Linked DNA regions of Homo sapiens: region 1 is linked to region 2. The links are chromatin loops, found by intact Hi-C in ENCODE. Cell type or tissue: Calu3. All regions are shown on one strand. Links, peaks and the distances in the headings refer to the core of each region. The heading gives the core; the rest is flanking DNA. Region 1 overlaps PTPRD (protein tyrosine phosphatase receptor type D). Region 2 overlaps PTPRD (protein tyrosine phosphatase receptor type D).

What was found. Hi-C counts contacts between places; a loop is a spot of excess contacts. Peaks named below come from ENCODE experiments on the same cell type or tissue, not always from the same donor. Only the 100,000 strongest peaks of a DNase experiment are listed, where the experiment ranks them.
Region 1: a loop joins it to region 2, with 3 times the contacts of the local background. A loop is called at or near these places in 11 of 110 quality-filtered maps.

Annotation. Positions count from the first base shown.
Region 1 is chr9:10,046,130-10,049,061 of GRCh38, forward strand. All of the region lies in intron 3 of PTPRD (protein tyrosine phosphatase receptor type D), which reads right to left. Among named protein-coding and RNA genes, the nearest start is that of PTPRD, 570 kb to the right of the region's middle. In Calu3, for the core only: no CTCF peak of the experiment used is centred there; no DNase peak of the experiment used is centred there.
Region 2 is chr9:10,267,309-10,270,240 of GRCh38, forward strand. The region is part of intron 3 of PTPRD (protein tyrosine phosphatase receptor type D); the gene reads right to left. Among named protein-coding and RNA genes, the nearest start is that of PTPRD, 340 kb to the right of the region's middle. In Calu3, for the core only: no CTCF peak of the experiment used is centred there; a DNase peak (open chromatin) is centred at 1,653.

The DNA of each region.
Region 1 (2,932 bases), core at 302-2,801, 220 kb before region 2:
ACATTACTAACAAATCATCATTAAGCGGCTTTTCCAGATGACTTCATTAGTGACAATAGATAAACACACAAAAGTACAAAGCATTAGAGATAATTTCAATATTATATTCTGCTTTATCTAATTATTTTCTCAGTTATCCATACAATTTTTAAGATTTCCCTGGGTAAAACACAACTGCATCTTTGAACTTCTAACATTTTATCTTAGAAAAATTTCTTATAGTTCACTGAGGAATTTGAGAAACTTAAATTATAGCCACAATATTCAAAGTTGTTTCAGGGATTTAGAAAAATATGGACGTTTAAAACCAAAACTAATCCTGTAATCTTTTTTTACCTTTAAAAAATTATTTTTCAAAATTCCCTACATTGATTTTTCTAGGCACATGTCACTCTGAAAAACAGAATGAAAAATATTAAAGATTATCAGAAGTTGCCTCGGATGCTTCAATGTTTCTCACAAAACAAGGCATATCTAAATATAGATGTTATTTACTTGCAACTATGCAATGGTTTGTTTTAGAGAAAAATACATTCAATTAAACATGGACCACTTACTTGAAATGATAAGATGGATGATTGCACTCAGAGAGCAATTAATATTCCTCACTCAATTAATAAAGATTCACAAGTATATGCTGTTATTCTGAATAATATTTCTATAGTGAAGACAAGTTAGTTTAGGCAAATGCCTTCCTTGTTTAAAAATGGAAATACCACGAAAACTGAGCTAGTCTCAAAACATCACGACACCTGTCATATAAAAATGTGTTTTGCACACTCAGTGAACAACAATTACAGACATCCAAAGTGAAATATTTTATTGATAATAAGTAGATCAAATATGCATGGAAATTGTATATTCAATTTTAAATGCCAAGGACATTTTGTTCCCATGAGTGTTTTACTACATAAACATCTTTTTCTATCTTGTATGACAAAGAATGATTTTTAAGAGTCAGCTCACCTATAGTTTGAATATTTCCACCTATAGCATACGTAAGTTAAAATTATTATTTTGTGAACATAAAATTACAATGTTTGAAGACTACAATATGAAGGAGTGGCACTGGTGTGCAAATCTCTGCTCCAAACCTTTAATAAATATATTGATCTAGGATTGTATCCTAATCTATCTATATTTTAGTTTCCTCATAGGTAAAATGAAGATAAAATCAACTAACTGTGTGTGTGTGTGTGTGTGTGTGTGCGTGTGTGTGTGTGCTTGTGTGATAATGCCTGTAGATATTTTAGCATATCTGGCATTTGCTGAACACACAATGATTGTTAGATATATGTTACAATTATTTATTTCATTTTATTAGTTTGAATAAATAAAATTCTGAAGAGCAAATCAGGCTCTACAAAATGTAGCCAAGGAAAATATCTTCCTTGTGTTTGCAATTTAGCATCCCTCAACTTTTGTTTCAACACTGCCCACATACTTTTTTGTTCCCACCTCTATGGCTCCAACATTTATACCCCTGCCAAAATTTGTGTTGACTCTATAACTATGTAAACATTGAAATTTCATTTTTTCTTATGGTGCATCACTGCAATAGGAAAACACTGGGAAATTAAGTTTTATTCTCACAGTGTTAATTTGTTTACTTCCTTGAAAAATCAGGTGGGTGACCATAGGCAATTCATTTAATTTGACTCAGACATAATTATTTCATCTACCAAAGACAACTACTAACTTCTCAAAATTGGTGCAAGTGTGGTTAAATGGGCTAATAGAGGTAAAAAGCCTAGCACAGAAATATTAGCTCCTCTCACTACCCACCTTACTCTATTTCTTTTCCTGTCTTTCCAACAGGATTACCAAATAATCCTCATTTCTGATAGTTCCCATTATAACAGAGTGAACTTTCCAGTTTCCTAAATAAGCATTAGCTGTCTCTGAGTTGTATGCTAGCTCTGCTCTTGAATCCAGCCATCTATTTCTCGCTGCAAAGCAGAAAACATATACAAGGTTTCCTACGTGAGACAGATATTTGCCACATTTTTATTGCCTGGTTTTCTAGCATCTAGCAGGGACTAGTTCCTTGATCTTCTGCATTGCTTTATTGCTTGTCTTAACCTCAGCCCTCATGTCCTTTGTACTCCTTGTTCTGCCTTGCTAACCTTTTCTTCTTAAATTCTTACTTCGATCTCTGTTTCAGTTCTGGTCAATAAGTACTCAAGACTCACTAGCCCCCAGTACTTCAGGTCTGCTTACTGACCCCTTATATTGTTTATACCCATGATTTCATGGTGACCTTCAACTTCGGTGTAAATGCTGGGTACTGGCTTCTTATATAATCTTTGACCTGTGCTTCTGACCATTGCTATCTGGATTCATTCCAGCTGTCTACTTGTTTTTATATTCACTGATTCATTTTGGTTTCCAGTTTTATTACATATCTTTAATCCCTACTCTTCCAGTGATAGATTCCCATATTTTTTACTACTAATTTCATTAATACTCTAAAACCACTCTAGAAACTGCTGGGGGAAAAAAATCTTCGAGGAGGTAGGATTTATGACCTCAGCATGCAAGGCAAGGAAAGTAGTTTCCTATAACTTTTCATTCATATATTTAATCCTCTTAGCTCCTTATCAACCCAGAAAACTAACGTTGACCATCAACTCCCACCCTTCCCCAAAACAAATCCTATTATCAAGTGTTTCTTTCACTAAAATGCTAACAATTCATAGTAACTTAAATGGTAAACTCCCCAAAGATATCTGAATTTTAACAGAGTCAAATTTAGCAAGCAGAAAGAGCAGAAAGGTGGTGGTAGGATGATTACGCAGGATTAGGATGCCTGGAATTATAAGGTATTTGAGTGATTAGGGAGGAGCCCTGACACTCGGGTAGTTCAAGAGCAAAAGAGAGCTGCAGTCCTTGAACTGGATAAAGATGAGGTTTGAGAAAAAAGATGGAGATG
Region 2 (2,932 bases), core at 246-2,745:
TAGGCACTTAGTATCTCAGGAACACTAGCGTCTTGACACTAAGTGTTAAGAACAAATTTATATAGGAAGCAACTATGGTTTAAGCAATGAAAAAAATGTACGTTAATGTATTATTAGAGTCGTGGTTTATGAATAAAAAGATGAATTCATAATTTTTTTAATGGTTAAGTTTTTCAGTCACTGATAGCAAATGATTGACACCTACTAGCAAGATATGAGAAAGAAAGAAAATTCTTGCCCAAGGCATTTCTTGGTTAAGAATTACCTTACATTTTAAGAATAACTAGAGTTTATTTTTGGACTGGAATATAAATTGGTACAATGTTTCTTAAAACATTTTGGCATGTCTTACCAGGAGTCTTAAATGCTTATGCATTTGATCAGACTCTCTTCATAATAGTAAATATAAATGTTATGCACAAAAATGTTCATTAAAGTCTTATTTTTTTAATTGATAACAACAGGAAGACCAACAATAAGAAAATGCTGTATACATTTAATAAACTATCTGGCCATTAAAATTTTGGAATAGTTTCTATGCTCTGAGAAACTTATTATTAGGTGAATACAGTAAAAGTGAAATAAAAATCACACATATCTAATGATCTTGTTTATGTAAAAGATTTACTTGTAGAGAAAATTTTGTCAAAATTTATGCTAAAAAAATATGCTAAAAAAATAGTGATTAACAGCCAGGTGTGGTAGCTCATCCCTATAATCCCAGTACTTTGGGATGCTGTGGCAGAATTGTTGGAGGCTAGGAGTTCAAGACCAACCTAAGCAACATAGCAAACCCCCATCTCCATCTTTTTTTTTTTTTTTTTTTAAATAATTGGCTGAGTGTGGTAGTGTGCTTGTTTAGTCTTAGCTACTCAGGAGGCTGATGCTGGAGAATCGCTTGAACCCAGGAGTTGCAGGCTGCAGTAAGCTACGATCATGCCACTGCACACCAGCCTGGGCAGCAGAGCAAGACTCTGTTGCTATAAATAATAATAATAATAATAATAATAACGATAATAATAATAATAGTGGTTATAACAGAGGGGCAGCATTTTTTATTTGTTATTTTTAAATGTTCTAAATTTGTAACTATGTATTATACTAATAGTTTTCTTAGGGATTTAAATATATAGTTTCAGAGAATACGATTCCTTTGACCTCAAAAACTCTAAAGTGCTCCTTAGTTTGGCATTCAAGGCTAACAATCTGTTACCAAGTAACTTTTGATCCTTCTGACACTCTTCCTTTCCACCTAACACAGATAGATTGATCTTTCTATTTCATCATAAGTTTGTATTTCTCCAGTTCAGGGCTTTTGCTGAGTTCCATTTGTACAAAACACCTCATCTGTTACTCACATTGTCTCCTTCCTGTTTTTAAATCCCCTTTCTAGTACTATATCCTCTCATCCCAGAATCCCTATTTAACCACAATGTTGAACAACTCTCTCAACGGCTACCGTCTGTTTTATGCTACCTTTTCAACGCTAAGTGATAGAAACAAACTTAAACTGGCCTTTACAAAAGGGGTGAAGAGGGTTGGCTAAATATATTCGCCCATCTAGGGCAGGGATTTTCAGTCTCAGCAACATTGGCATTATTTGTTGTCCTGTGCGTTGTAGAATGCCTGGCAGTATCCCTGGCCTCTAGCCATCGAATGTCAGTAGCGCCCTCCAGTGTCACAATCAAAAATATCTCCAGCCACTGCCAAATATCCCCTGGGACAAAATCTCTAGCTGAGAACCACTGCTTTAAGAGGAAACTAAAAGTTCACATGCTCAAACCTTTTGCTCCTCCATCCAAAAGATTTTCACTCCACAAGCTTACTGCTGCCAGCCCCATACCTTGAACATACCAGATTAAACACTCCAGGAAAAAAAATGCATTGTTTAAAATAACAACTCTTGTAAGAAGTCTAATGCAATTTCTAATTGCCCTAACTATGAATTAATCTATTTGATCCACGTAAGAGGACAAGCAAGGGCTTGTGTATGTGTATATGCTACAATGGTGCTACATACTTAGCTGATAATGAGATAAACATGTGGTTCCTATTGAGTAATATTTTTGTTTGTTTGTATGTATGCATGTATATATGTGCATGTGTAAGTTTTAAACAGTAAGAAGTGTCAACAAATATACATATTTGCCCTGTTCTGAGGGTTGCTTTCATCATTATACAACCACCTGAGGAAAGAAAACCCTTTGATTTCTAAGAAAAGAGAGGGTGCTCTACTGTTGCTTACACTTTTTTCTCTGCCTAGTAAGACTGTAAGCTGCTTAAAGGCAAGCAATGTGTTTTTAACATTGGTGAAGGTGGGTACCTTCCAGAGTGCTGTCTTGTAGAAAGTTCAAGATATAGTCCTTTATTAACTGTAACTTTAAAAATTACAACATAACTTACTGGAACTTTTTAAGTCACCGAGAATAAAATGTTCTCATAATTTGTGTTTTACAAAAATATCTACAATTCTATAAAAATCTTCTGAAAAAAGAAAAATTATGTTCTGTAAAACATAATTCTAAAAAGTAAACTTCAAAAAAATTAAAAACTGCTTTAATACTTTTATTAATTTTTTTCCTTAGTAAACGTTAAATTTGACATCTAAACCCAAGTATGTATAATATGACAGAAATTATAAGATTCAAATAGGGAAATACAGAATAAAATACTAAATGTAAGCTTCTTGAGAGGAGGAAATACATGTTACAATGGCGCTACATAATTAGCTGATAATGAGATTAAAAGTTGAGTCCTGTTCAGTAGTATTTTTGTTTGTATGCATGTATATATGTGCATGTGTAAGTTTTAAACAGTAAGAAGTGTCAACAAGTATACATAAACTTATGGAAATATAATTACATACATATATTTTTAAAATCTTTAATTCATCTTCCTTAATCAAATTATTAAAAAAGATTATTATATCATA